Linked DNA regions of Homo sapiens: region 1 is linked to region 2. A link is a loop called in an ENCODE intact Hi-C map of the cell type or tissue named here. Cell type or tissue: OCI-LY7. All regions are shown on one strand. Links, peaks and the distances in the headings refer to the core of each region. The heading gives the core; the rest is flanking DNA. Region 1 overlaps MGAT5B (alpha-1,6-mannosylglycoprotein 6-beta-N-acetylglucosaminyltransferase B). Region 2 holds the start of LOC107985089 (a long non-coding RNA gene).

The links. A loop is a pair of places that touch in the nucleus more often than their neighbours do. Peaks named below come from ENCODE experiments on the same cell type or tissue, not always from the same donor. Only the 100,000 strongest peaks of a DNase experiment are listed, where the experiment ranks them.
Region 1: it touches region 2 in a loop (2.4-fold over the local background); 2 of 110 quality-filtered maps call a loop at or near these places.

Annotation. Positions count from the first base shown.
Region 1 is chr17:76,875,297-76,890,360 of GRCh38, forward strand. MGAT5B (alpha-1,6-mannosylglycoprotein 6-beta-N-acetylglucosaminyltransferase B) reads left to right here. Exons shown (of 18, transcript NM_001199172.2): 3 at 6,855-7,002. Among named protein-coding and RNA genes, the nearest start is that of MGAT5B, 14 kb to the left of the region's middle. RefSeq lists an enhancer at 9,688-10,562. In OCI-LY7, for the core only: no CTCF peak of the experiment used is centred there; no DNase peak of the experiment used is centred there.
Region 2 is chr17:76,810,995-76,826,058 of GRCh38, forward strand. It overlaps LOC107985089 (a long non-coding RNA gene), which reads left to right and starts at 11,946. Exons shown (of 4, transcript XR_001753021.2): 1 at 11,946-11,987. RefSeq lists a silencer at 1,399-1,599 and an enhancer at 14,940-15,064. In OCI-LY7, for the core only: CTCF peaks have their summits at 5,720 (motif pointing right), 5,924 and 9,222; DNase peaks (open chromatin) are centred at 5,737 and 9,247; H3K4me3 peaks cover 383 bases; H3K27ac peaks cover 950 bases.

The DNA of each region.
Region 1 (15,064 bases), core at 2,531-10,530, 64 kb after region 2:
GGGGTGGTTTACCTTGGTGCTGTTCTTGTGATGGTCAGTGAGTTCCCACAAGATCTGATGGTTTTATAAGGGGCTTTTTCCCTTTTGCTCGGTACTTCCCCTTCCTGCTGCCATGTGAAGAAGGACATGTTTGCTTCCCCTTCCACCATGATTGTAAGTTTCCTGAGGCCTCCCCAGCCATGCTGGACTCTGAGTCAATTCAACCTTTTTCATCTATAAATTACCCAGTCTCAGGTATGTCTTTAGTAGCAACGTTGAGAATGAACTAATAGAGGAGTAGTCTTTTGTGTGTGTCTTTTCTCTCAGTAGTACATGTGTGAGACTCACTATCTTGTATGCGGTTGTAGTCACTTGCACTTTTTTTTTTTTTTTTTTTTTTTTTGCTGTGTAGCCTTCCATTGTGTGAGTACACCACCATATTTTTATCCATCCGACCATTGGTGGGCATTTGGTCGTTTCCAGTTTTGGGCTTTTGCGAACAGTGCTGCTATGAATATTTCAGTGCACGTCTTTTGGTAAACATACGTAGGCATTTCTGTTGGGTATACCTAGGAGTGGAGATTCTACGTGTTGTAACATTAGTTCTCAGACCAAGTTTATCCAAGCCAGTCTTTTCACATTTCCCAGGCCTCAGAAGCTGAGTGCCTGGAATACAGAACTGAAGTCCGGGAGAAGGAGGAGACAGACAAGAAAAGGGCCGCTGAGAACCCAGGAGAGCTGACCCTGATTCACTTTAGATCCCGACTCGCATTGTCCTCCATGATTTCTTTCATACCCTTGGATCAAGCTAATCTGCTTGGGCAGACCCAAGGCAGGGACTCAGGCCGGGAAAGCAGTGTGCAATGTGGGTTTAACATCCTGATCCTGCAAGAGAAGCCCCTCAAACTACATCCCCACGCAGTGCCTGGGGCAGCCCTGCAGAAAACCTAGGAGGTACCAGCATTTCCACTTAGGAGATGCCTGAGGGAAGGATTAGGGCTTCACGGGGAGGTGCTTGGCAAATTGCTTGGCTGAATCAGGCCTGGGGAGGGATCTTGGAAGTCCTGGGCCAAGGTTGGATTGTTGGATAATGCACGTTTTGTTACCCAAAAGAAATCTGCGGAGTCTAGACAACCCCAGAGCAGAATCAGGAGAAGGAAACCCTCTAAGGCCCTGCTATTTAGAAAAAAAAAAAAAAAATTGCATTGGTCAACAAAACAATCTGTGTACAAATGGGAAAAACAATCTCTCCTCCCCTGTCAAACCGGTGACAGAAGTGGGGTCCCACATGGACTGTGGCTGCGAAGGGAGAGGGAGGAGAAGGCTTTTCTCGAAAAGAAGAGGAGGGCGTCATTCAGCCTCTTGTGGACTGTGGTCTATGTGTGGGGCCTCCAAATTCTCCTCTGTGCCTGTTTATACTTCATGATAAACTGCGTACTTTGGGGATGAAATGTGACTGACATCTCATTCTGTATTCTGCACACTCATCTTAAAGATTCAAGAGAGGAGGCTGCATGGGGAATCATGACCCGGAGGAGATCTGACTTCTTTCCCTCTTGCTGCATTTGGGCTGGGCCTGGGCTCTGGGGAGGGCTTTCCGGCATTGCCCCCTCCCAGGCAGCTCTGCCCCACTTCCCACCCCAGGTCCTCCTCCTGTTTCCTGCCCTTCCAGCCCTTCTCGCCTAGGCCTCCTTCCCCATGTGGCTGCAGATAGTGCTGTGAGGCTGTTTCCTGCCCTCTGACTTGTCTTGAAGAAGCAGTGGTAGGAGGCTGGGTGTGGTGGCTCACGCCTGTAATCCCAACACTTTGGGAGGCTGAGGCAGGTGGATCACCTGAGGTCAGGAGTTCGAGACCAGCCTGGCCAGCGTGGTGAAACCCCATCTCTACTAAAAATACAAAAATTAGCAGGGTGTGGTGGCACGTGCTGTCATCTCAGCTCCTCGGGAGGCTGAGGCAGGAGAATTGCTTGAACCAGGGAGGAGGAGGTTGCAGTGAACTGAGATTGCGCCACTGCACTCCAGCCTGGGTGACAGAGCAAGACTCTGTCTCGGCTTAAAAAAAAAAAAAAAAAAAAAAGTAGTGGTAGGAGGCTATCTTTTGGGAGGGGTCTGTAGGCTGAAGGTCCATGGCACAGCTGCATGTGTCTACTGGGCCCTGCCAGACCTCCCAGGCCTCCACCAGGGATTGAACCTGGGGAAGGCTACCTGGCTCTGTGGATGGCTCTGGCTCTGGCTCTGGCCCTTGGTACTAAGGGGCCCTGGGGCTCTTCTCTCAGGCTTGATGGATGGGGGACCGGGGCCCGGAGGTCTGAGGAAGAGCCTGGTGTGGCCTCCCACGGCCTGTCCTTGTCTTCTCTGCTGCCCGGAGCCCAGAGCTCCCGTGGCCTCAGCTGGTTTCTGCGGTGAGCGAGTACAGAGAGATAAATGTGCGCATTTCTCCAGCTGCACGAACACCCAGTCACAGTTCCCTTCTCAGTGCCAGGGAGGTCTCTGCTTTCTGGAGAGATGGGGGCTCATTCAATTTCCAATGGTAAAGGGTGGGGATGGGGACAAGAAAAGGGGGACGAAGGAGGATGAGAGAGACAGAGAGAGACGAAGAGCGTCTGGGGAGGAGACGGGGCCTCGGTGGGTAATAAACACATCCCGTCTGTAAATGAGAGGATCTATTTGTATCTCCCAGCGTCCCAGCTTTCCTTATTTATATGGAAATATGGAGGGAACGTGTGCCTGTTCTGAGTTGTATCACTGGGGCCTCACATTAGATATATTTCAATTTAGCTGATGCCAAGAGTGGTGAAGTGACTCTGGGGAAGCGATGTCAGCTTGCTCTGCTGACAGTCCCGGGGCCAGTGGTGGCTTTTAGGGGAGTGGGTCACTGGGGGAGAGTCGGCCTGACCTGCTTCCCTCCTGGGTACCCACCCCCTGCCTAGTCTTTGGGCATTTCCAGAGCACAAAATGTGCCTGGTACCCCGAGGGCTCATTGGGAAGGGGTAGGGGCTGTCTCCCCAGGTCTCAGGGGTTTCTGGAGTTCCATGCCATCTGCAGAAGATGGGAGCAGCTCCTGAGCCCCTGGCACGGGGGGACTTGGTCCAGTCTGATGGGGTGGGGCTTGAAGAACTACAGAAGGGGCATCTGGTTCCGCAGGCATGGTCATCGTGAAACCCAGGCTGCAATGACCCATGCCTCTGTATGTCCTCAGGGTTTTTGTTTGTTTGTTTGAGAGAGGGTCTCGCTCTGTTGCCCAGGCTGGAGTGCAGTGGTGCAATCGTGGCTCACTGCAGCCTCAATCTCATGGGCTCCAGCAATCCTCCCACCTCAGCCCTGAAAGTAGCTGGGATTACAGGCACATGCCACCATGCCCAGCTAATTTTTGTATTTTTTATTGAAAAGGGGTTTTGCCATGTTGCCCAGGCTGGTCTTGAACTCCCGAGCTCAACCAATCCATCCACCTTGGCCTCCCCAAGTGCTGAGATTATGGGCATGAGCCACTGCACCTGGCCTGCTGCCAGTTTTTATAGGAGCGTTTCTTTCTTTTCCCATTTCTCTAATCTCCGGAGGCAATTAGGGGAAGACACAGAAACAGAAGTCAGGGCGATAGAGACTCAGAGCTCAATGAGCCCAGCCCCCTCATTTTACATGAGGGTAAATTGAGGCCAAGAGAAGGACGGTGACCTGCTCACCTGTCTGGTCCGCAGCAGAGCGGGCCTGGAGTCCAGGCTTCTGCCCCATCCCCCTTGACTGGGCCCATGCCACCATGCTGCTGCTGCAGCCTCCACTTTGTTGACTTTCAGGGGCCTCTGCAGCTCTAGGCCAGCCCTCATAGTTTTTGGCCCATCATCTGTTTTTCAGCCTGCTCAATGGGACTGGGAGCGTGGGGTGTGGGTAGGGAGCTGTGACCGTGAGGTTTCTGGGAGGGGGCTCAGGCGATAGGCAGGGGCAGAGGAAGCTTGGGGTGGGCTTGGAGAGTGGGACCAGTAGTGCAGCAGGCAGGGTGCCAGGCCTAAGGCGCTCCAGGGAACACAGCGTCACCCCAAAAGCCACGCTGTGGGCTCAGCACCACTGGGGTGCTGCGTCTGCAGGAACGAGCTGCTGACCAGGCTCTGTGGTCAGTCAGGCCTGAGTGCTCTGGCCACGGCACCGCTATGGTGTCCCAGCTGTGAGACACCTTATGGGATGAAACATTCCTTTTTTCATCTCAGTCCTTTGGGGAAGGGACTACTCCAGCCCGAGCTATGAGCGACAGCCCACCAGGGCTGCCCAGTGAGGCCACGCAGGCTGTGCGCTGCACGACTCCACGACAGACACCCTTTAGGCGGCCACAATACCAGTGGTGTCCTGTGGAGTTGTAGAAAGCAGTGGCCAGGCAGGTCATCTGATGTCCTCCAGTTTTTTTAGCTGAAATGATGGAAATCTCTTCATCTACTCTGTGCTACAAGCACTGGTTGCAAGCTCGGTATTGAATTTGGATGATGGGCTTGGGCAGACATCTCTGAAACGAGAGTGATCTGAAAAAGTAAACCGTTGCCCCCGCCTCTGGGAAGCTGAAAGAGAGAGGGAGCTATCTATATCCTGTTTTCTCCCACTCCTTTGGAGAAGGACTACTCCAGCCCAAGTTATGAGCGATGGCTCACCAGGGCTGCCCAGATTAACCGATTGAGTGTGTGAGTGCGTGGGGAGGGCCTGAGAGGCTGGAGAGACCTGAGTTAGTGTCATCTAACGCTAGTATGAAATTTCCCGGTCCCAGCTGAGTTTTTGAAAATCCACTCTGTTTTCCGTAGAGGGACTTGTGGGGAGGTCCTTTGCTGCTTCAGCTCTTGGGGTGGGGAGGAAATATGCCCATTTTCTCCAATACCCGACCCCCTCCGTGAGCCTTCCTGGGCATCTCTGCCTCTCTCTCCTCCTTTTCTTCTGCCCGCCACATCCCCCCTGCTCCCATTCATGCCTGTTCTTCAGAGCCAGGAGCCCTGTGTCTTTAAGGAAATCGCAGCTTCTCCTGTTTTGCAGCCCTAGCCTGGCCGGCATTTCCAAGGTGTGTGAGTGGTCCCGCCCCAGCTCCTGTGGCCTCCCTTCTGACCTCAGGCGGGTTCACCTGGCAGGGGAGCCCAGCCAGGGGGTGACTTATATCAGGGTGGGAACGTGGCAGCAGTGGCTGGGCCAGCCAGAGCCAGGGAAGAAGGGCAGAACCAAAGCAGAGGTGTGAGAGCAGCCCCGGTGATGCAGAAGCCGCTGGCTGCCCCTGCTCCGCCCACTGCCTCTAGCTCCCTCTCTCCTTTCCCTGTTCTGCCTCTTCTCAGTGGCCTCTCTCGTCACCTTCCTGGTCCTGTGGTCTGCAGACGGGGCCTGTTATTCTTGCCTTGAGACGGGGATGCTGAAGCTCAGAGCCATTCAATGACTGCCCTGGTCACACAGGGGTCAGCGGGCAGAGGCCCCAGTCCCCTTGCCCCTCCCCAGGTGGGGAGACTGCAGTGTGTTCTACATGGTCTCAGGGCTCCCCAGCAGGGCTAAGGTTGGGCGCCCGGGTGGTAATATTCTCGGCAGTGCAGCTTTCCACAGCTTCCCCGTCTCTCTTCCTCACTCTCCTGCTGGGGTTTCCATTAGCTCCCGGTTAAACTACTCACCCTCAAACCCTTGTCCCAGGCTCTGCTTCTGGGGAGCCCAACCCACGGCATCCTCCATTGGGCCCCTGGACTGGCAGCCTGGGAGCATCGAAGGTTCATGTTCCCAGGTGACTTGGCTCGTTTTGGGGGAGTGATTTCAAGCCTGATCCATAGGGGTTTGGGAGGAGCTGAGTTGCGGATTTTAGTGCCTGGAGCCCAGCACCCTATGGACTGTGTGGAGGGGCAATGTGAAGCCTTCAGATTTAATTAAAAAGGAAGGCGAGAACTCGCTCCCGCACACTGGCACGTGCAGCGCTAATGATCGGGAATGATTAGAAAGGAAGCCGTGGAGGACTGCAGGCTGGCTGATGGGATCTTGGTCGAAGTGCCTCATTTTCATGTAATTTTCTTCTTCATAAGGTCTCCCCTCCCCAGGCTGGGAGCAGAGGGAAGAGCAGCCGCCTCAGCCCCAGGGAACCTGCCCTTGTCAGTTGATCTTTGGAAATCCAAAGACCAGCTTGAGATTCAGAACACATGCATTATGGTTTCCAACAGGAGGGTCCAGGGAAGAGGGATGGGGAAGAGATGGAGTTAGGGCCCAGAGGCCGGGCAGGAGAAGGAGGGCTGGGGAAGCAACAGGGCCCTGGGGCCCTGAACACAGGCTCCCAACTTCCCTGCATGTCCGGATCCATGGGGAGCAAGGAAAGTGCAGATTCCCGGGCCCCGGGTCCTAGAGAGTTGAATGGGCAAATCTAGACCAAGGCCCAGAAATCTGAATTTTAACAGCCTGGCCAGAAGATTCAGATGCTGCTGGGTGATTGGCCACACTTCTAGGAACCCTGATCTAGAAGTCCTGCCTGGAGCTTACCGTTTGGGGGCTCTGGGGCTTCTTTCCCAGTGCTGGGCCTTTTCTGCCATCTCACGGACATGAGGGTTGTTGGGCCCCAGAGCACCTCAAAGGTTACATCTAAAGTTCCTTTTTATGGTTGACAAAATTGAGGCCCAGAGGGCTTAGGAAATGATCCCAATGTCACATGGCTAGTGGGCAACGGGGCTGCCCAGGGCTCTGCACTCCGCCACGATGCTGTTCTCTGCACCGCAAAGCAATGCAGCAAAAGGGTCAGCAGTGCCTGGGAAGATGGAGCTGAGGCTGGGGTCTGGTGTTGGTTGGTGCTGGGGGACTTTGGGGCCAGCTTTGTCTGAGCTGCCCCAGCTCGGACACCAGGTGGCCTCCAGGCTGCTCGGGCCTCCCCTAACCATACCCACACTCTGCCCACAGTGATGGGGGGCCCCGAGTCCCGCGGCGTCCTGCGCAAGATGAGCGACCTGCTGGAGCTGATGGTGAAGCGCATGGACGCACTGGCCAGGCTGGAGAACAGCAGTGAGCTGCACCGGGCCGGCGGCGACCTGCACTTTCCCGCAGACAGGTGAGGGGACGTGGGGAGGAGGCACACGGAGCAGGGGAGCGGTGGCACCTGCCACTCCATCCGGGGTGCTGTCCGTCATCTCCTTTTGTGAATCTGGAGAAGATTTGGACCACACTGTGGTACAGCCCAGAGTGCATTTCTACCACCCAAATTTAACAACCGTTAACATTTGGTCACATTTGTGGCCTGTTTTCCTCTTTAAATAAAACGTCACAGATGAAAACTAAAAGGCCTTTTAATGACTTCTCCCTAGAGACAAGTGCCTCCCTGAATTTGCTGTAAGTTTTTCCAGTCCATTCCGAGCACATTTGCACATATGTTTAACACACACACATTATAAATTCATAGTGTGTGATTTTAACAAATTCCATGTAAGTGGCATCTCACAGCACATATTCCACTGCCCCTTTTTTTTTTTTTTTTTTTTTTTGACACAGAGCCTGGTTGACTCTGTCACCCAGGCTGGAGTGCAGTGGCACAGTCTCAGCTCACTGCAACCTCTGTCTCCTGGGTTCAAGCGATCCTCCCACCCCAGCCTCCTGAGTAGCTGGGACTACAGGCGCCCACCACCACACCTCGGTAATTTTTGTGTTTTTAGAAGAGACAGGGTTTTACTATGTTGGCCAGGCTAGTCTCAAACTGCTGACCTCATGATCCACCCGTTTGGCCTTCCAAAGTGCTGGGATTACATCTTTGCCTTTTAAATTAAAAAAAAAATTTTTTTTTGAGACACTCTTACTCTGGGCTGGAGTGAAGTGGCACGATCTTGGCTCACTGCAACCTCTGCCTCCCAGGTTCAAGTGATTCTCGTGCCTCAGCCTCCTGAGTAGCTGGGATTATAGGAGAGCACCACCACGCCAGTTAATTTTTCTGTTCTTTTTAGTAGAGATGGGGTTTCACCATGTTGGCCAGGCTGGTCTCGAACTCCTGACCTCAGGTGATCCAACCGTCTCAGCCACCCAAAGTGCTGGGATTACAGGCATGAGCCACCCCGCCTTTTTTAAAAAAATCTTTTCATGATGATTTTGAACTCTGTGTTGAGGGGCATGTGTGGATACTATGTACCCCTGGCCATTTTTGCCAAGTAGAACTTTCTGGTTTATTTCTTCTAAATATTCTCCTGCTTCGGCCAGGATGTCTGAGAGCCCAGAGTCTGTGCTGCTATCCTACAAGCCCCAGGGACACATGAGGTGTGACATCCAAATCATGTGTCCTAGGTATATAAGGCATCTCCTGGACCTCAGAGAACAGGAGTGCGGGAGGTCAGGCTGTCCCAACTGGCCCCTAGAGGTGGATGTGGAAGGAGGGGCTTTGACCCCACCCTATTCCAGGGAGACGAGCTCCACTTTCCCTCTTTTATATATTGGGGTTCTTTGTGAAATTGATTTGCTAAATGTATTCTAGCTGCTAAAAATTAAGCTTGAAACGCACTTTTAGACAATTTGCAGAAAAGCTATTTCTCAGCCAGCGTGTGTGATGGAAAAGCCAAAGCTCTAGGCATTTCTAAAGTACGGAGTTGGGTGAAACAGAAGAAAATGATGACCCACAGGAGGTCACTGTGCCCGTGGGAGGGTTGGAGGGATGCCTGCCTGAGTCAGGCCTGAAACACAGTGCGCCCATGTGGACTGGTGTGGGATCCGTTGCCATGTAGCCTGCTGGTGCTGGGCTGCTGGCCATGGGGCCAACCTCTAACTGGCCTTGCCGATTGAGTGAACGTCCTGGATGCCTGGTAGGCCAGCCTGGTGTGAGCATCATTACCCTCATATTAGCTGACATTTACTCAAAACACACTAAGCACCTGGCATGGTTCTTACTGCATAAGCTTAAGATAGGTAAGATAAGATAGATCTTACCTACCTCACAACCATCTTATGGTTTAATCTTTAAAGATTTAATTAAATCTTTACTCTCCCAGAGGAGGAAGCTTTAATCTCCCAGAGGAAGAAACTGAGGCACAGAGAAGTTCAGAAACTCACCCAAAGTTGCACAGCTGTAAGAGGCTGGACTTGGCTTTGGGTTCAGGCTAACTGGCTCCACAGCCCACATTTCTAAGCACTGTGCTCTTGATGATTGATTCAATATGTGGTTATATGTGGTTTGGTTTTTGTCCCTTTCTAAGAGGTTTTATTTATTTATTTATTTATTTTTTTGAGATGGAGGCTTGCTCTGTTGCCCAGGCTGGAGACCAGCAGTGGCACGGTCTCGGGTCACTGCAACCTCCGCCTCCTGGGTTCGAGCAATTCTTCTGCCTCAGCCTCCTGAGTAGCTGGGATTACAGGTGTGTGTGCCACCATGCCCAGCTAATTTTTTTTTTTTTTTTTTTGAGACAAAGTCTCGCACTGTTGCCCAGGCTGGAGTGCAGTGGCATGATCTCGGCTCACTGCAAGCTCTGCCTCCCGGGTTCAAGCGATTCTCCTGCCTCAGTCTCCTGAGTAGCTGGGATTACAGGCACATGCCACCACACCCAGCTAATTTTTGTATCTTTAGTAGAGACGGGGTTTCACCATGTTGGCCAGGATGGTCTTGATCTCTTGACCTCGTGATCCACCTGCCTCGGCTTCCCAAAGTGCTGGGATTATAGGTGTGAGCCACTGCGCCCGGCCTAAGTTTTGTATTTTTAGTAGAGACTGGGTTTTGCCCTGTTGCCTAGGTTGGTCTCGAACTCCTGACCTCAGGTGATCCGCCCATCTCGGCCTCCCAAAGTGCTGGGATTATAGGTGTGAGCCACTGTGCCTGGGCTACTGGATTTATTTTTTAAAAAGATCATTCTGACTGCTGTGTGAAAACTGGATAAACAGGGTGGCAGGAGGGGAAGCAGTGAGGCCGTGGTGGAGATGGGGAGTGCCTGCAAAGGGATCTGAGCTTCCTTGGAAATCCCCCTGAGGCATGAGGCCGTTTTCCTCTCTGTGTGCATGGATCCTTCTTCTCTGACACTGTCTGTGTGCCCTCGGATCCAGCCCCTGCCCCCCAGCTCCATCTTTCTCCCTCAGATCCAGTCCTTTGCCCCTCTTTCATTCTTTTCTGCTTTCCTGTCTGCCTCCAGCGGTGCCTCTGATGCAGCCTCTGTCCGCAGGCCTGTTCCCCAGGTCAGGAGCAGGCCTTTTTGGTCTCTGTTGAGGATATTGCTGCAGGCAGCAGAGCTGAAGGTCCAGTGGACCCCTGGACTCCAGGTCTGCCTTCTTGGGCTGGGGGTGGTACTGCTGGCGCATCCAGTGTTTCTCTGATTTTTTTCCGGTCCTGGCCTGTGCCTCCCTCCCCTGCCCTGCCCTTTGTCTCCTCCTGGGGAAGGAGGGAACTTGTAGGGGGAGGGGGAATATGCGCCACCTCCCAGCTCCCTCCTGGGAAATAGCAACCATCCATCACGACCGGCAGAGCCCATCACACCCACAGGCAGAGCCATCAATTTCAGGGACACTGTGGTTGCTGGTTTCAGGGAGAGAAATGGTGGGTGTGTCCCGGGCCTGTGAAAGCCGCCTGCTCACACGCTCCCGTGCACAAACACTGCTGCCCCCTCCGCACCCTGAACCTGACTCCAGGTTAACCAACCTGCAGCTAGACCGGCAAGAATCCTGCAGGAGTGCCTGCTGCTGCATTTCCAGAAAACTCTCAGGTGCCTGCACTTGGATTCCCCACTTAGAAATTTCCTGTGGCTTAAAAAAAACACGTCCCCTGTTCTTCCTCAGCCCTTTTGGAAGCTTCTGGGCTGCCGCCTTCCACTCATGGCTGGTGTTTCCTCAGGGAAAGTAAATTTGCAATTTTAGCCTAGGAAAACATAATTAGAGAGGCAGATTTGCTTCAAATGGCATCGTATTATGTATCCTCAAGCCAAATAGTAATGATCTTTGAATTTTCCATAAGGCCATAAAACCACCGAAATTTGAGGCTGTCTGGATTGAAGAGGTCAGTCCGTATTTGTTGAATGCCTAGTGTGTGCAGAGTCTGGGCTGGAGGTTTGAGAGCAGGTGGAGGGGACACAAAAAAGATGGAATTCCACTGCATGCCCGGTGCCCAGCCTGGCCAGTGGCCCCTCAGAGTGGGGCAGACCTGGGCGGCCTTGGGCTCTGCGAGCCTCAGGTTCTTCACGTGTGTGTTAGAGATGATGCTGATGGGAGGCCTGGGCCCTGTGCTTGGCGCTCAGAAGAATAGTTTGTCTCCTTTCCTTTCCTTGTACCGTGAGGGTCCAGAGAAGGGGGTGACCCAACCACTCTTTGGGAGGCTTAGAATCACCAAGTCCCCATGGCACAGGGGAGTTTGGGATAGCCTTGAAGGAGAGACATTTTGACTGGGGAGACAGCCAGCACTCTGGACAGCGGGAAGGAGCAGATGGCTGAGGTGGCTGAGCCCGAGGGAGGTGGACCAGGGAGGAGGGGCCACCTGGGAGCACTGTGGCCGGAGGACCTGGTGAGTGAGGGGCAGTGGTGGGCTTGAACCCTGAACTTTGATGGCTCTAAAGACCACCTTCAGGCTGGGTGTGGTGGCTCACAGCTGTAATCCCAGCACTTTGAGAGGCCGAGGTGGTCGGATCACTTGAGGTCAGGAGTTCGAGACCAGCCTGGCCAACATGATGAAACCCCGTCTCTACTAAAAGTACAAAAATTAGCCAGGCGTGGTGGCACATGCCTGTAGTCTCAGCTACTTGGGAGGCTAAGGCAGGAGAATCGCTTGAAGCTGAGAGGCGGAGGCTGCACTGAGCTGAGATCGCACCATTGCACTCCAGCCTGGGTGACAGAGTGAGAGTCTGTCTCACAAAACAAAAACAAAAAAACACCGTTGTCCTCTAGACTCCCCAGTTTATGTCTTAAGCTGGCGCTGTAGCCCTGGATGCTGCTGCTCTCAGAATAGGCACCTGCTGACCCACCTGGGTGTCCTGGGAACACTCAGACGTGGGGTCTCCTGGTTGCACTCAGGATCCCCTTCTCTCCCAGCCCCCATCTCAGGCTGTATCAGTGCCATTATTGCCATGGCTCGGACCCCAACCTTGCAGTCACCCCTGGCTCTTCTCTCTCATACACTTGCCCCATCCCTCAGCAAATTCTCCCACCTTCAGAATACGCCTTAGAAGCCCACCTCTTCTCACCCCACTGACTGACCCCAACCAGCTATTCCAACTCAGCAGCCGCTAGGGTCTTTCTTTCCCTCCCTCCCTCCCTTCCTTCCTCCCTCCCTCCCTCCCTTCCTCCCTCCCTCCCTCCCTCCCTTCCTCTCTCCCTCCCTCCCTCCCTCCCTCCCTCCCTTCCTTCCTTCCTTTCTTTTTTCTTTTCTTTTTTTTTTTTTTAACAGAATCTTGCTCTGTCACCCAGGCTGGAGTGCAGTGGTATGATCTAGACTCACTGCACCCTCCGCCTCCAGGGTTCAAGCAATTCTCCCGCCTCAGCCTCCCAAGTACCTGGGATTACAGGCGTGCACCACCATGCCCGGCTAATTTTTTTTGTATTTTTAGTAGAGATGGGGTTTCGCCATATTGCCCAGGCTGGTCTCGAACTCCTGACCTCATGTGATCTGCCCGCCTTGGCCTCCCAAAGTGCTGGGATTGCAGGTGTTAGCCACCGTGTCTGGCCCAGTGGGGTCTTTCTAAGTCATCAATAAGTGTCCAGGTCCCTCCTCTACTCCCCGCTCCCTCATGGCCCCCCAGCTCACTCGAGTAAGAGCCCAGGTCCTTCCATTGGCCCCACCATGCCTGGCCCCATGTCCCTCTGGCTCCTCCTGCTGGTTCTGCCACTGTCCCTGGAGCACAGTGATCTCAGAATTTGCTTCCCCGGGCAGGTGGTAATGACACCACACACAGCCCAACCCCAGCTCTGCTCCTTTTAACAGGGGGAGTGCATGTGTGCACGGGTGTATTTATGTATTTATTTTTTTGTTTGGAAGAGAGGAGTCCTCTCTGCTCTCACTTGGGGAGGGGGCCTCCCCAGCATCAGGGTGGGGAGCTCTGGATGGGCCAAGGAGGAGCTGAAGCAGAAGAGAGCAGTGCGAATGCAAGCCAGGCTGGATGCTGGGGTGGGGGCTCCATGTCCCGTGTGGTGTGTGTGAAAGAGACAGAGGCGGACGCAGAGACATGGCGACAGAGAGGATCCGTCTCCCCTGCTCCGGCGCTCATGTTTCCAGCCGTGTGCACTCAGGTCTCCCGGTATGCGTGTCTGTAGGCACCTGTGTACGTGAGTCTCTGTGTTTTAAAAGAAAAGTGATCAGTTTCATAACAAAATAACAGCCCCAGCAAGCACCCTAGCCAGCGGCGGGGAGATCAATATCCCCGTTAATTGAATGCAACTCTCGTAAATCAGGAGAGGGAGTCAGAATTAAATCTCTTTCCTGAGGTGGCCTGGAGAGCTCGTTCTCAGGGGAAGCAGACTGGACCAGAATCAGTGATTACCTCGTGGGGCAGGGAGGAAGGGGCTGAGCCTCAGGGGCCTCTTTGAGGGACCAGCCTGAAGGGAGTTGAGGATTGGGGCCTGCGAGGAAGTAGTGACCTGCCACTGGCCACCTGCGGAACCAGAGTTCCCCACTGGAGGGCCGCGTTGGTGGTATAGTGGTGAGCATAGCTGCCTTCCAGAGTTCCCCGCTGGCCCCGGCCCATCACCCTAGGCCTCAGGTGGTGGAGGGAACAGAGCATCTGGGTCCGGCCTGTGGCCTGCAGTGTTGGCTACTCTTTGGTCCCTTGGGACAGTGCCCGGAGGCTGGCTGCACGAGGGTCGGCCTTGGGAAGAGGGGTGGGCGGTGATCAGAGGCCTCGCTTGGCATTCTTTTACTTTCCGAGTGAGAAACGATGGTTTTGGTAGAATGCCTGGGGCTTAGTATATGTGCAGAAAATATACTCAGGCCCAGGTCTCCCATGCCAGGTACACCGAGCTGTTTTGCAGATGCAGTGAGAAGATGCAGGGCTGGCGCAGGGGCAGTGTCAGCCCTGGGAGCTCGCCGTGTGACCTTGGGAAAGCCACTATATCTGCCAGACATCCTGGGACCTTGGGACCCAGGCAGGCTCTTGAGGTCACAGTGCCCATGGGAGGTGACTGAGCCCACGGGAGGTCACTGTGATGGGTTTGGGCCCACCAAGGGGTGGCTCCAGCAGGCAGGGAGGGAAGAGCTCTCAGGGAACACACCTGATAACCTGGGAAGTCACTGTCCCCTCTCCCCATCCCTGCCCAGAGCTGTCTGCAAAGCCCTCTGGTCTCAGAAGCTGTCTCGGGCCACCGTGGGTACCTTCACTGGGAGAGAGGCGTGTGGTTGGCAGGTCAGGGGCCTCTTTCAGCCAGTGCCACCCCAGGGCAGCCGTCGGCCCCCAGGGGCATGTTCTGGATTCCAACAGACTTTGCTGCAGAGCTGGCTGAAGTAATAATTATTAATCATCATAATAATTAATGATGATAATAATCAATGACAATAGCAAATAATAATAACAGCCACCCTCTATTGGGCACCAAGCTCACTAGAGCTTGGTGAGGAGGATCCCATCCAGGTCTGATCCAGGCCTGCACTGTTGTCACAGCCCCACGGTGCCGAGAGCCGGACCAACCACATGACAGCCACGTTTATTGGGGATGGGGTGTGAAAAAGTCCCAAGTTCCCAGTGCAGTCCCTGCCGGGCTGGGAGGGAGGTGGGACCCTTCAGGCTGCAAGTATGTCCTGTTGGCCCTGAGGGCTTCCTGATCATGACGAATGTCCCCAGCTTTTCTGTTGAAGGCAGGGCGGGACCAGAGACCTTCACTCCCCTACTGTTGGCCATGCCGTGGGTGGTCTCCTGGCCTGGCTTGGGAATAACCTGTCACTACAGGATCATGTGCCATGGCCTGGGCCAGACTCACTGCCACCAAGAACCCAGGCCCCACAGAGTCCTGGGTCTGAAGAGGGACAGTGAGTGGTGGATCTCAGGGTCACCCCCTCAGAAGGGGCTGCAGTCCTGTCCTCGGTCCCTCTGAGCCATTGAAACCTCGGGTGGAGCAATTTCGGGGTCGGGAGACTCACTGCTTTCTGATGTGGTCCATTCTGCTGTTGGGCAGGTCTAACTGGGACTTCATCCAGAAGGGGGTGAGACCTCACTTTGACTGAATGTCCATTACGAGTAGTG
Region 2 (15,064 bases), core at 2,609-10,608:
GAGATGAAAAATGACCTTGGGGGAGCTTCAGAATTAATTTCATTTCATGCAAAGAAAAACAAGGTTAAAAACATTTCAAGGCAATAAAGTATCTTCAAGTGCCAGCACTGGGCAAATAAACCAGCAGTCCCAGGTGGTGGGGGAGAAGTGATCAATGGAGCAGGGTGTGTGCCAAGCAGGGGACTTCAGTGTCAGTGCCGCTCTATGCTGTCTAAGAAGGGGGAGGTGGGAGTTACACAGTCAGTGTGTCTTCAGGGTCAGAGAGATGCACTCTCGGAGTCCCTGTCACTGGTTTTTAGGCTGCTGGTTGATCTGAAGGCACATGTTTTCAATTCTGCAGCAGCTGCGGGCCTTCCTAGTTCCTGGAGCCTTGCTCTTTTTCTTTCTTTCTTTGTTTCTTTTTTTCTTTTTTATTTTTTTTGACATGGAGTCTAGCTTTGTCGCCAGGCTGGAGTGCAGTGGTGCGATCTCAGCTCATTGCAACCTCCACCTCCCAGGTTCAAGCCATTCTCCTGCCTCAGCCTCCCACATAGCTGGGACTATAGACGCACACTACCACGCCTGGCTAATTTTTGTCTTTTTAGTAGAGATGGGGTTTCATCATATTGGTTAGGCTGCTCTCAAACTCCTGACCTCAGGTGATCCACCTGCTTTGGCCTCCCAAAGTGCTAGGATTCTTTTTTTTTTTTTTTTTTTTTTTTTTGAGACAGAGTATCACTCTTGTCCAGGCTGGAGTGCAATGATGCCATCTCGGTTCACCACAACCTTCGCCTCCCAGGTTCAAGCGATTCTCCTGCCTCAGCCTCCTGAGTAGCTGGGGGTACAGGCATTTGCCACCATGACCAGCTAATTTTGTATTTTTAGTACAGATGGAGTTTTTCCATGTTGGTCAGGCTGGTCTTGAACTCCCGACCTCAGGTGATCCCTCCACTGCAGACTCCCAAAGTGCTGGGATTACAGGAGTGAGCCACCACGTCCAGCCGGGATTCTTTTTAGGAGATGGGGTCTTGCACTGCTGCCCAGGCTGAAGTGCAGTGGTGCAATTATAACTCACTGCAGCCACCAACTCCTAGGCTCAAACGATCTTCCTGCCTCAGCCTCTCAAGTAGCTGGGACTAGTAGTATGTGCCACCATGTCTGGCTAATTTTTTTTTCTTTTTTGTAGAGGTGGGATCTTGCTTTGTTGCCCAGGCTGGTCTTGAACTCCTCAAGCCATCCTCATGCCTCGGTCTCCCACAATGCTGGGATTGCAGGTGTGAGCTACAGCGCTCCCTGGACAATCCTCTCTCTATTCTCAGAAGGGTTTCTCAGCCCAGCCCCTTTGACATTCAGAGTTCATCATTTTTTGTGGTTGTGTATGGCGTCGTGGGGGGCTGTCCTGTGTATTGCAGGATGTTGAGCAGTGCTCCCAGCCTCTGTCCAGTAGATATCAGGAGCTCTCCCTCCTGAAGTTATGACAACCGGAACCACCCCAGGTGTTGTGAAGTATCTCCTGGGAGCAAAACTGTCTCCCTGGCTCCCTGAGAAGCACTGTTGTGGGGAGTGGCAAGAGTTAGCTGAGTCTGAAGACTTCTGAGGCACTCAGAATTGAAAAGGGACTGCTGCGGTTTGGAATGGGTCAAGTTTATCTCTTTGAGTAAAACTGTCTCCATGGGCTGGGTGTCTGACGCCTGTAATTCCAGCACTTTGGGAGGCCAGGGCAGGTGGATCGCTTGAGCTCAGGAATTCAAGACCAGCCTGGACAACATGGTGAAACCCCATCTCTACGAAAAAAAAATTAGCGTGCGTGGTGGTGGGCGCCTGTAATCCCAGCTACTCGGGGGGCTGAGGTACAAGAATTGCTTGAACCCAGGAGGGCGGAGGTTGCAGTGAGCCGAGAGTGTGCCCCTGCACTCCAGCCTGGGCAACAGAGTGACCCTATCTCCAAAAAATAAAAAAAAAGTTTTCACATAATTTAGCACTTAATTGTTTGGTGGGTGTGGTGGAAAGAATCATGAGTGCCCAAAGATGCCCATGTCCTAATACACAGAGCCTGTTACCTTATATGGCTGTGATGAAGTTAATGATTTTGAGAAGGGGATTGTCCTCGATTATCTGGGTGGGCCCAGTGTCATCATGGGGCTCTTGTAAGAGGGAAGCAGGAGGGTCAGAGTCACAGAAGGAGACGTGATGATGTCATGTCAGAAGCAGAAACAAGAAACCCGGCACGGTGGCTCACACCTGTAATCTCACACTTTGGGAGGCTGAGGTGGGCAGATCATTTGAGCCCAGGAGTTCCAGACCAGCCTGGGCAACATAGTGGGACCCCATCTCTATAAAACAATACAAAAATTAGCCAGGCACACACTGCCTGTTGTTCCAGCTACTTGGGAGGCTGAGGTGGAAGGTTTGCTTGAGCTCAGGAGGTCAAGACTGCAGTGAGCTGAGTTTATGCCACTGCACTCCAGCCTGGGCAACAGAGAGAGAACCTGTCTCAAAAAAAAATTTTTTTTTAAAGAGACATTATTTTTTAGAGCATGTGTAGGTTCACAGCAAAATTGAGCAGAAAGCATAGAGTGCCCACATATCCCCTATTCCTCCTCCCCCACCCATAACCCCCCGACTATCAACGTCCTCCATAGAGTGGGTTTGTTACAACTGATGAACCCACATTAACACATCACCATCTCCCCAAGTCCCTAGTTCACACGAGGGTTCACTCTTGATTCTATGGATTTTGACGAATCTATATGGCATGTGTCCACCATTATAGTGGCACATAGAATAGTTTCACCAAAATTTTACCTTTTTTTTTTTTTTTGAGAAAGGGTCTCACTCTGTTGTCCTAGGCTGGTGCACAGTGGTGTGACCCTTGGCTCACTGCAACTTCACTGCAGCCTGAGACCTCCCAGGCTCAAGTGATCCTCCCACCTCAGCCTGTGGCTACAGGCACACACCATCACACCCGGCTAATTTTTGAATTTTTTGTAGAAACAGGGTTTTGCCAGGCCTGGCGCAGTGGCTCATGCCTGTAATCCAAGCACTTTGGGAGGCCGAGGTGGGCAGATCAGGAGGTCAGGAGTTCGAGACCAGCCTGGCCAACATGGTGAAACTTCGTTTCTACTAAAAATACAAAGAATTGGCTGGGGGTGGTGGTGCACGCCTGTAATCCCAGCTACTTCAGAGGCTGAGACAGGAGCATCACTTAAACCCGGGAGGCGGAAGTTGCAGTGAGCTGAGATCACGCCATTGCACTCCAGCCTGAGCGACAGAGCAAGACTCCATCTCGGAAAAAAAAGAGTTTTGCCATGTTGCCCGGGTTGGTAACCCCTGAGCTCAAGCAATTTGCCCACATGGTCCTCCCGAAGTCCTGAAATGACAGGTGTGAGCCGCTGTGCTGGGCAAAATTTTATTTTTTATTTTTTTTATTTTTTGTGAGACAAAGTCTTGCTTTGTTGCCCAAGCTGGAGTGCAGTGGTGTGATCTTGGCTCACTGCAACCTCTGCCTCCCAGGCTCAAGCGATCTTCCCACATCAGCCTCCCAAGAAGCTGGGACTACAGGTGTGCACCATCATGCCAGTTAATTTTTGTATTTTTTGTGGAGACAAGGTTTCATCATGTTGCCCAGGCTGGTCTTGAACTCCCGGCCTTAAGGAATCCACCTGCCTCAGTCTCCTGAAGTGCTGGGATTACAAGCGTGAGCCACTACACCCCAGCAAAATTTTACTTTTAATGAAGACTGCGGACCACAAGAAATGCTAGCATTGTCAGTATTGGCTCACTCAGTAGGTACCCAGTGTCATTCCCAGACAGCTTCACCTAGCACCTATAACTTTGGCCAGTTGTCTACTAAATTATTTGTTATAAGGAGGAGCAGGCAAGAAAGATCAGTGTAAAAATCACCCCAACTGTATGAAAAATGTTTAAAGCATGCCTCCTTATTGGGATAAATTCTGCAAATCCCCAGCTCCTACTGTAGGGTAGAGGAAAGGAATACACCAGAGAGCAAAAGCCACAGAGCTGTGCCCTCCCAGAACCTCCAATCCAACACAGCATCACACAGAGCTTCAGCAACACTGGCTGTGCACAGTCTGCACACCCGGAACAAGCCAGGATTTGCCCGGATAAAACAACACAACTTTCTTATGAGACATTCGAGCTGGGCTTTCAGCTCCTAGCAAAGTCCTATGTCAAACAAGGCCAGGCCAAGCTCCAGGATGCCCGACCCCTGGGCAGGTTTTCTCTCCCAAGGTTTCCTCTTTCCTCCAGTTTGTTGCTTGCCCTGTCAGGGTCTGAGGAAGGATGACAACAGAGAAACCTAGATTCTGGTCCCATGTGGGCATCTGCAGGCAAGTCATAGACACTCTGGACCAAATATCCTCATCTGAAAATAAAGGTTTGGCCATGATGGCTTCCAGGGTGTCTGTTAGTCAAGAAATATTCTGGGCCTGGTGTGGTGGCTCACATCTGTAATCCCAGAACTTTGGGAGGCAAAAGCGGGAGGATTGCTTGAGGCCAGGAGTTCAAGACCAGCCTGAGCAACATAGCAAGACCCCCATCTCTACAAAAAATAAAATAAAAATTAGCTGGGCATGGTGGCATGCACCTGTAGTCCCAGCTACCCAGGAGGTTGAGATGGGAGGATTGCTTGAGCCTAGGAGTTCAAGGTTACAGTGAGTTATGATTGTGCCACTGCACTCCAGCCTGGGCAGCAGAACAAGATCCATCCCAGCACTTTGGAAGGCCGAGGTGGGTGGATCGTGAGGTCAGGAGTTCGAGACCAGCCTGGCCAACATGGTGAAACCCTGTCTCTACTAAAAAAAATACAAAAATTAGTTGGGCATGGTGGTGCGCGCCTGTAATCCCAGCTACTCGGGAGGCTGAGGCAGGAGAATGGCTTGAACCTGGGAGGCGGAGGTTGCAGTGAGCCGAGATTGTGCCAGTGCACTCCAGCCTGGGCGACAGAGCAAAACTCCATCTCAAAAAAAAAGAAGGGAGGAAGGGAAGGGAGGGAGGGAAGGAGAGAAGGAAGGAAAAGAAAGAAAAGGAAGACAGGAAGGAAGGAAGGGAGGGAGAGAGGGAGAGAAGGAAGAAGGAAGGAAGACAGAAAAAGAAAGGAAGGAAGGAAAATGCTCTCATTCGGCTGGGTGCAGTGGCTCACGCCTGTACTCCCAGCACTTTGGGAGGCCAAGGTGGGCGGATCACCTGAGGTTGGGAGTTCGAGACCAGCCTGACCAACATGGAGAAACCCAGTCTGTACAAAAAATACAAAATCAGCTGGGCATGGTGGCACATGCCTGTAATCCCAGCTACTAGGGAGGCTGAGGCAGGAGAATCACTTGAACCTGGGAGGCAGAGGTTGCAGTGAGCTGAGATCGCGCCATTGCACTCCAGCCCGGGCAACAGAGCAAAACGCTGTCTGAAAAAAAAAAAAGAAAAGAAAATGCTCTGATTCTCACCCAGGTGGAGTCCCTGCAGGACCCATGCTCACCACTGTTTCTATGTCCCTAGTCAACCAAACACCACCAACCCTTAGCTAGTAGCTTCAGATGAATTCCAAATGCCTAGGCAAAAGTTTTAGCCATGGCCCTCTGGCCTTCTAATCCTTCATGGCTTACCAAATTAACAAATTCCAGGCGGAAATGGTCTCTTGAAGTGTGTAGGAATCACTGTGCTGTTTTTGAAGTCTTGCATGAAAGAAACCTCAGGGCTCGGAGACCAGGCTCACATCCTTTCGTGCCCTGCAGAGGGCGACCCGCTCTTGCAATCGGATTTTCTGTATTGTGAGGGAGTTACTGTGAAGTGTGCCTCCTTTTTGTGTGGCTAACCCCCAGGGCTGGGACGGAAGAGGAATTGAACTGGCATAGTAAATTAAAATGCAATTTGAACTTCAATGCAGCCTTTCAAATGAGGCTCTGCTGCGCTCTCCTGACACCCCTCCTCAATTCTTCTCTGGGGTGGCATGGAGGTATCTGATGTTCCTATTTAAATCCCTGAGTTCATACACTGTCCTTATCTGTCATTTCCTCTTTGAAAGGCACTGAGAACTCAATTCAGGGAAAATTGAAAACCTTTCCAGATATTACTGTTTTGAAAGTGGTTTTGCCAAAAAATATAACAGCAAATAAACTCTAGTAAGAATGAGATTCATTTAGCTCTTGTTGCCTTTGACCTCAGAAGAAAACATCTAACAGGAAGCCTAGAAAGTCACAGTTAAATATATAAATTCATTTTGAACTAAGAGTCCTTTTTTTTTTCTTCAGCACTAGAATTCCTGCAGTAGAACAGGTATATATATATGTATATACATTTTTTTACATCAAAACCACTTAGACCAGGTGCGGTGGCTCATGCCTATAATCCCAGCAATTTGGGAGGCCAAGGCAGGTGGATCACCAGAGGTCAGGAGTTTGAGACCAGCCTGGCCAACATGGTGAAACCCCGTCTCTACTAAAAATACAAAAATTAGCCGGGTGTGGTGGCGCATGCCTGTAATCCCAGCTACTCGAGAGGCTGAGGCAGGAGAATCGCTTGAACCTGGGAGGTGGAGGTTGCAGTGAGCTGAAAATACGCCACTGCACTCCAGCCTGGATGACAGAGCAAGACTCCGTCTCAACAACAACAACACTTAATGCTGCCTCAGGTTGCTAAGAGGAGCCTGGAGAGTGGAAAGTTGTGTGCACAGGAGAGACTTTAGTCCACTGTCATTTGTGCCTTTACCATTGTCGTCTTTTCAGTGGCCCTTATTATTGGGGAGTTTTGCTGCTTGTAGTCATTCAATGACATTTTCCTCTAGCCCTCAGTGACTGCTGCAATCCCCTTTTCTTTTCTCTTTCTTTTTTTTTTTTTTTGAGATAGGGTCTTGCTTATTGTCCAGGCTGGAGTGCACTGGTGCAATCACAGCTCGCTGTAGCCTCGATCTCTGTATTAGTCCATTCTCACACTGCTATAAAGAAATACCTGCAACTGTGTAATTTATAAAGAAAACAGGTTTAATTGGCTCACGGTTCTGCAGGCTGTACAGAAGGCATGGCTGGGAAGGCCTCAGGAAACTTACAATCATGGTGGAAGTTGAAGTTCCATATCTGGAGCAGGAGGAAGAGAGGGGGGAGGGGCTACATACTTTTAAACAACCAGATCTCATGAAAACTCACTGGCACAACAACAGCCAGGAGGAAGTCCACCCCCATGACCCAGTCACCTCACACCAGGCCCCTCCCTCAACACTGGGGATTATAGTTCTACAGGAGATTTGGGTGGGGACAGAAATCCAAACCATATCAACCTCCCAGGCTCAAGCAATTATCCCACCTCAGTATCCCAAGTTGCTGAGACTGCAGGTGTGCCAGGTGTGCACCACCATGCACAGCTAATTATATATATATATATATATATATATATATATATATATATATATATTTTTTTTTTTTTTTTTTTTTTTTTTTTTTTAAGAAATGGGTTCTCACTATGTTGCCCAGGCTGATCTCGAACTCCTGAGCTCAAGTCATCCTTCTGCCTCGGCTTCTCAAATTGCAAGAATCACATGCAAGAGCCATTGAGTCCAGCCCCTTTGCTTTTCTACGTGAACTTAGTATGGGAGTTATCAGGTTGATTCTGGAGGTCATTTGTCCCTCACCTGCATTCAAGGAATAGATTCTCCCATCCTCAGTGTTTGCCATCAGAAAGACGTAGCTGCCATCCAACTTAAGCTGCCCTTGCTGGAATTTAGATGAATTTTCCTGTTATCTTTATAGGGTGAGTCGGTTACCCTTCTGTAGTGGGTGAAGTCGTGTCCCCCAGAAAAATATGTCCAAGTCCTAACCATCGGTACTTGTGAACTTAACCTTATTTGGAAATAGGGTCTTTGCAGATGTCATTAAGTTGAGGATCCCCAGAGGAGATCATTCTAGATTCAGAGTACCTACTACATCTAATGACTGGCATCCTTATAAGAGAAAGGAGAGGGAGATTTGAGACACAGAGACGCATAGGGAAAGGTGACATGAAGATGAAGGCAGAGGCCAGACATGGCAACTCACACCTATAACCCCAGCACTTTGGGAGGCCAAGGTGGGTGGATCCCTTGAAGCCAGGAGTTTGAAACCAGCCTGGCCAACATGGCAAAACCCCATCTCTACTAAAAATACAAAAATTAGCTGGGTGTGGTGGTGTGCACCTGTAATCCCAACTACTTGGGAGGCTGAGGCAGGAGAATCACTTGAACCTGGGAGGTGGAGGTTGTGGCGAGCCGAGATCATGCCACTTCACTCCAACCTGGGTGACAGAGTAAGACTCGGTCTCAAAAAAAAAAAAAAAAAAAAAAAGATGAAGGCAGAGATGGGAGCGACGCGTCGACAAGCCAAGGAACTCCAGCTATTGCTGGGAGAGGGCGTGGAATGGATTCTTCCTTGGAGGCTCCAGAAGGAACCAGTCCTGCCAACACTTCGATTTCAGATTTCTGGCTTCCAAACTGTGAGAAAATACCTGTCTGGTGTTTTAAGCCACCCAGCTTGTGATAGTTTGTTATGGTGACCCGAGGAAAGTAATACGCCTTCTCTCCAGGGCATTAACATTTGGGCAAGGGTGTGTAATGATTCTCTCATTTTTAACTTCCAGTTAAATAATCCTGTTTTTGAATAATTTATGTTCTAAGACTTCCATTTTTAGATGCTTTCCTTCTGTGCCCCCTTCCCTTGGGCCACTGCAGACTTCCCTTGGCACTTCTTCTTCTCCCAGAGGTCACCTCCCAGCAGGCTCTGCTCCGGGGATGCCTGGTGGGTGGAGGGCTGCCTCTTCCCCCACTTCACTGGGGTGGGCTGCTTACATCTTGAGGCTCAATCACATGCATCAGAAGCTGCAAAGTCCCAGAAGGCAGATATTGTTTTCTCCTACCTTGTCCTCAGTTTGCTGTTGATTTCCTAAAAATAGACTTTACCTTTTAATAACTTCCTAGCTTGCCATAATTGCCAGGTCCCATGCTGTTGGATAGATGGGACAGGCAAGAGCTCGGCAGCCACTGTGAGTCCCTCCTGTAGGGGAGGGCAAATGGCAAGGGTTGTCCCAGAGGGCCCCAGAGTGCTTGGCCCAGGTGAGCCCTGCTCTGAAAGGAGAGACTTGGATCCCCTTTGCCCTAACCTGGGGCCAAGCTCTGAAAGGACAGAGGTTCCCTTCTGCTCTGAGCTGCCTCCTCTGGGCTTGCAGGAGAGGGGATAGCAAAGGCTCTACCCAACCTCAGCAGCTGGGGGAGTCCAGAGGCCTCTGGAGTGCTCTGCAGGTGGGCAGCCTGGGGCTCTCCACAGTGTCTCAAGGGACAGCTTCCCCTGGGGCACCACAGTGGGAAAGATGCCAGGCAGAGAAGTTCCCTTTTTCCTCCGGGCTGTGTTGAAAGGTGGTTACTGGAACCACTTACTCTGTTAACAAAAATCAACTGTCTGTCCTTAGGTTATGAAGGGTGGGGGATGGAGGGCGCAGTGTGGGGAGGGAAAGTTGGAGTCGGGGGTGCATAAAGGGAATTGACTTTGCAGTCCCAACTCTTCTTTTCTAGAATCCAAGATTCAGTCTCCCCTTGGATGACAGCGTCTCTCTCTATGTCTAGTTTTGTAGGATGGGGATCCAATTTTATTAAGGTAGAGAGGGCAGGTCCTTGCCATGCAGGAGGCAATCAGGAGGAAATCACTCCAGAGCAGTTGGCATGCTCTCAGGTCCATCTGGCACCTGCCCCAGGGCTGCCTTGCTAGCAGAAACCATTCTGCCCTTAACCTCCGGTACCCTGCCAAGGAGGTCGCCATTCCTGGGGCATCTGCTGCTATTGGGAGCAGGCTTCCTGGCCAGGGGCCAGCTGTGAGGGCCCCTTTTCTAGGAGCAGAGTAGGAAGCCATGCGGTGTGGGCACAGGCTGCCAACATGATGATCCTCTCCCTATGCTGCCGAGAGGGGCCTTGGGGACAGAGAAGCTTGGGTTCACATTACATCCCCCCACTTCTTAGATGTCACCCTGAGCAAAGGTGTAACTTTTCCAGGCCTCGATTTCACTGCAGCACTCAAGAAATGGCTACTTCATGGGGTTAAGGTGAGCATCATTTAGGGGGTGCTCAAATGGTCCTTTGATTAGGTATAAATAAGGAGTGAGACCACTTTGCACAGAGGAGACCCTCAATAAATTCAGTGAATCAGAAACATCACAATTATCCCCTTCTCCTGAGAGAAGGAGCATGTGGACCAATGCCAGCCTAGATCAAAATGCTGGTCGTCCTTTTTTTTTTTTCTTTTTTTTTTCCTTGAGACAGACTCTTGCTTTGTTGCCCAGGCTGGAGTGCAGTGGCATGATCCCCACTCATTGCAACCTCCGCCTCTTGGGTTCAAGCAATTCTCTGGCCTCAGCCTCCAGAGGAGCTAGGACTACAGGTGCATGCCACCACACCCAGCTAATTTTTGTATTTTTAGTAGAGATGGGATTTCACCATATTGACCAGGCTGATCTTGAACTCCTGACGTCAAGTGATCCACCTGCCTGGGCCTCCCAAACCGCTTGGATTACAGGCGTGAGCCACCGTGCCTGGCCATCTTTTATTTATTTATTTATTTATTTTGAGATGGAGTCTCACTCTGTCACCCAGGCTAAAGTGCAGTGGCGTGATCTCAGCTCACTGCAACCTTCGCCTCCCAAGTTCAAGCAGTTCTCTGCCTCAGCCTCCCAAGTAGCTGGGATTACAGGCTCCCGCCACCATGCCCAGCTAATTTTTGTATTTTTAGTAGAGACGGGGTTTCACTATCTTAGCCAGGCTGGTCTTGAACTCCTGAGCTCTTGAACTCAGCTCAAGTGATCCACCCGCCTCGGCCTCCCAAAGTGCTGGGATTACAAGCGTGAGCCACCGCACCTGGCCCATGTTTTCTTTTTTTTTTTCTTTTTCTTTTTCTTTTTTTTTTTGAGATGGAGTCTTGCTCTGTTTCCCAGGCTGGAGTGCAATGGCGCAATCTTGGCTTACTGCAACCTCCACCTCCCGGGTTCAAGCGATTCTCCTGCCTCAGCCTCCTGAGTAGCTGGAATTACAGGCGCCTGCCACCTCGTCCAGCTAATTTTTGTATTTTTTAGTAGAGATGGGGTTTCGCCATGTTGGCCAGGCTGGTCTCGAACTCCTGACCTCAGGTGATCCACCTGCCTCAGCCTCCCATAGTGTTGGGATTACAGGCATGAGCCACCATGCCCGGCCCACCTTTTCCTTTTAAACAATGGATTTTGCCACTTGATCTGGAGCTGGGGTCCTGGAGGCCTGGGTCAGGATGGGAAAGGGGGTGGGGTCAGCCCTGGCTGTGGCAGAGAGGCTCCGAAGCTCTGGACCCGGCAGAGTGGAGTGCAGGAGGCTCTGTTCCTCTTCTGGCACGGGGCCAGTGGATGCTGGCCTCCACTCAGCATCACTTCATGGTGACATCAAGCCCGTGATCTTCAAGGCACTTTGTCAGTGTACAGCCAGCAGCATTATGTTGGAGCTGTCCCTCATCTTTGCAATCATCTAGTTCAAGCTCCTCTCTTCTGCAGCTAAAAACGTGGGTGCTCATGCTGAGATCACCCACAAGCACTGCCCAGCTGTCACTTGGGCCTCTGAAGGAGGCCAGTGAGGAGGAGGAGTGTGTGGGGCCACTGGGCCTAGCACCCTCTGGGTATGAGCCTGGGCTTTAGAATGAGGTGGAAGGTGGAGGAGGTGGGTATTGGGAAGCGGCAGGAGGGCTTTTGGGAAACTTGGAATTCCCACTCTCAGTGACGTGTCTTAGGAGCCCCCTGGAACATTTCTATTTCAACTGAGTTGATCTGAGGAACTCTGACCACCATTTTCACCCAGTGGCATTCAAGGTAAGGAAAAGCGAATATTTTTTCTTGTTGTTGTTTGAGACAGGGTCTCGTCTGTCACCCAGGCTGGAGTCCAGTGGCACGATCACAGCTCACTGCAGCCTCAACCAACCAGGCTCAAGCAATCCTCCTACCTCAGCCTCCCGAGTAGCTGGGACTAACAGGTAGGCACCATCATGCTCGGCTACTTTTTGTATTTTCTTTTTTATAGAGGTGGGGTTTTGCCATGTTGCCCAGGCTGGTCGCAAACTCCTGGACTCAAGTGATCTTTCTGCCTCAGCCTCTCAAAGTGTTGGGATTACAGGCGTGAGCCACCGCACCCGGCCATAATTATTTTAAATAGAGTTGAAGTCTCACTGTGTTGCCCAGGCTGGTCTCAAACTCCTGAGCTCAAGTGATCCTCTGGCTTTGGCTTCCCAAAGTACTAGGATTACGGGCATGAGCCAGGGTGCTTTGCCTAATTTTTAATTTTTTTGTGGAGACAGGGTCTTGCTATGTTACTCAGGCAGATCTTGAACTTCTAGCCTCAAGCAATCCTCCTGCCTCAGCCTCCCAAAGCGCTGGGTTTACAGGCGTAAGTCACTGCTTTTGGCCTCCTCTAACCTTGATTCTGTATTCCCCTCTCCTGGGTGCCTGTGCACACATACACACACACATTCACCCGCTTATACATTTGCACATGCACCTGTACACTTGCACACTCTCCCTCATAAACTTTTTTTTTTTTTTTTTGAGACAGAGTCTCGCTCTTGTCACCCAAGCTGGAGTGCAATGGCATGATCTTGGCTCACTGCAACCTCTGCCTCCTGGGTTCAAGCGATTCTCTTGCCTCAGCCTCCCGTGTAGCTGGGATTACAGGCATGTGCCACCACGCCCGGCTAATTTTTGTATTTTTAGTAGAGACAGGGTTTCACCATGTTGACCAAGCTGGTCTCAAACTCCTGACCTCAAGTGATCCACGCACCTCGGCCTCCCAAAGTGCTGGGATTACAGGCATGAGCCACCGCGCCGGGCCCCTCATAAAGTCTTGCACACACTCAAACGCTCACCCACCACACCTACACACACCACACACACTCCCTGTCCTGCACACCTCTGCACACACGCACCTGCCCAGAGCACCTTGCTGGTTCCCCCGCTCCTGCTCTTGGATGGTTGAGCTTTGCCGAGACACGTCTGGAAGTGGAGTTGATCTGCTCACCCTCCGTTTTGCTCCCCCGACCCCAGCCCTTCCTGGGCTGTGTCTCCTCTTGACTGTCCTTCAGCTGCCCGCAGCCTTGCCTTCAGCATCCTTCCACCCACCTTGAGTGTTCCACCGTAAACCTACCCCCTGCTCTGGGATTCGCCTCATGCTTTCCTGAGCTCAGTGCCATCCTGCATTTCCCTCTTCAGCTCCTCTCCTCACGGTCAGCCGGGCTGAATAGGGTCCCTCCCTCCCTGCCATTTGATGGCCCATCGGTTGACTGATTCCTGTCCTCTCATGCGGCTGAGCATAGCCGGGGTGTTAGTTTCTTGTGGCTGCTGTGATGAATGACCACAAACCGGATGTCTGGACAGCAGGTATTTTTTCTCTCTTTATTTCTGAGACAGAGTCTTACTCTGTCGCCCAGGCTGGAGTGCAGCGGCACGATCTCAGCTCACTGCAAGCTCTGCCTCCCGAGTTCATGCCATTCTCCTGCCTCAGCCTCCAGAGTAGCTGGGACTACAGACGCCCGCCCCTACACCCGGCTAATTTTTTGTATTTTCGGTAGAGACAGGGTTTCACTGTGTTAGCCAGGATGGTCTCGATCTCCTGACCTCGTGATCCTCCCGCCTTGGCCTCCCAAAGTACTGGGATTACAGGCGTGAGCCACCGCGCCCGGCTGACAGCAGGTATTTATTTCAGTTCTAGAAGGCAGACATCCAAAATCAAGGTGTGGGAGAGCCGTGTTCCCTCCGAAGGCTCGAGGGTAGGGTCCGTTTCTTGCCTCCTCCAGCATCTGGGGGCTCCAGGCACTCCTTGGCTTGTGGCTGCATCACTGCAGTCTCTGCCTCGGTCTTCACGTGGCCTCCTCCTCCTTTCTCCTGCATTTTCCAGGAGGAGCTTAACTCCAATGACAAGTGTCCTTATAAGAGAAAATGGGCCGGGCGCGGTAGCTCACGTCTGTAATCCCAGCACTTTGGGAGGCTGAGGCGGGCAGATCACCTGAGGTCAGGAGTTCTAGACCAGCCTGACCAACATGGAGAAACCCTGTCTCTGCTAAAAATAAAAAAAATTAGCCGGGCGTGATGGCGCACGCCTGTAGTCCCAGCTACTCGGGAGGCTGAGGCAGGAGAATCACTTGAACCCGGGAGGCAGAGGTTATGGTGAGCTGAGATCGTGCCATTGGGCAACAAGAGTGAAACTCCGTTTCAAAAAAAAAAGAGAAAATGTTCATTTTCCAATGAAAATCCAGGCGGATTTTCTTAAATCTCTAGGCCCCTAATTTAATTACTTCGGCAAATAATGTTTTTCCAAGTAAGGCCTCATTCACAGATTCTGGAATGTGGATGTAGCTTTTTGGGGGTCACTATTCAACCCACTGCAGAGGAGGTGCGTGTGCATTGGGTGCAGTGGCAGCTGTGTTTCTGAGCTGTCCTTCCCTCCAGGGGCTCTCTACAAGTGGGGCTGCAACGTCCTAGGGCAGCCTCTCTCTCCTGTCTCCCTCTCTCCAGCACCTTTGCCTCACTTTATAAACGCTTTCCCTCTTGAACATATTAACAAACTAAAGACCATTTTTATTTTTTTAAAATTTGAGGTGGAGTCTCGCTCTGTTGCCCAGGCTGGAGTGCTGTGGCTCGATCTCCACTCACTACCTCCTCCGCCTCCTGGGTTCAAGTGATTCTCCTGCCTCAGCCTCCCGAGTAGCTGGGATTACAGGTGCCCACCACCACGCCCAGCTAATTTTTGTATTTTTAGTAGAGATGGGGTTTTGCCATGTTGGCCAGGCTGGTCTCGAACTCCTGAACTCAAGTGATCCGCCCACCTCGGCTTCCCAAAGTGCTGGGATTATAGGCATGAGCCACCACACCCAGCCAAAAGACCATTTTTCTTAAGACCATGACCCCTTGAACTCCATTCATCCAATTTTCCTTAGCTCCCAGACTGCCTATCAAAGCCATTCACATTCCTTGTGTCACCACCGTGGGCCCTGTCCTCTTTACTCTGTGCCATCTGCCAGGCAGCCTGCTTTCCCAGGGGCACCCACAGCCCCCTGGTAGG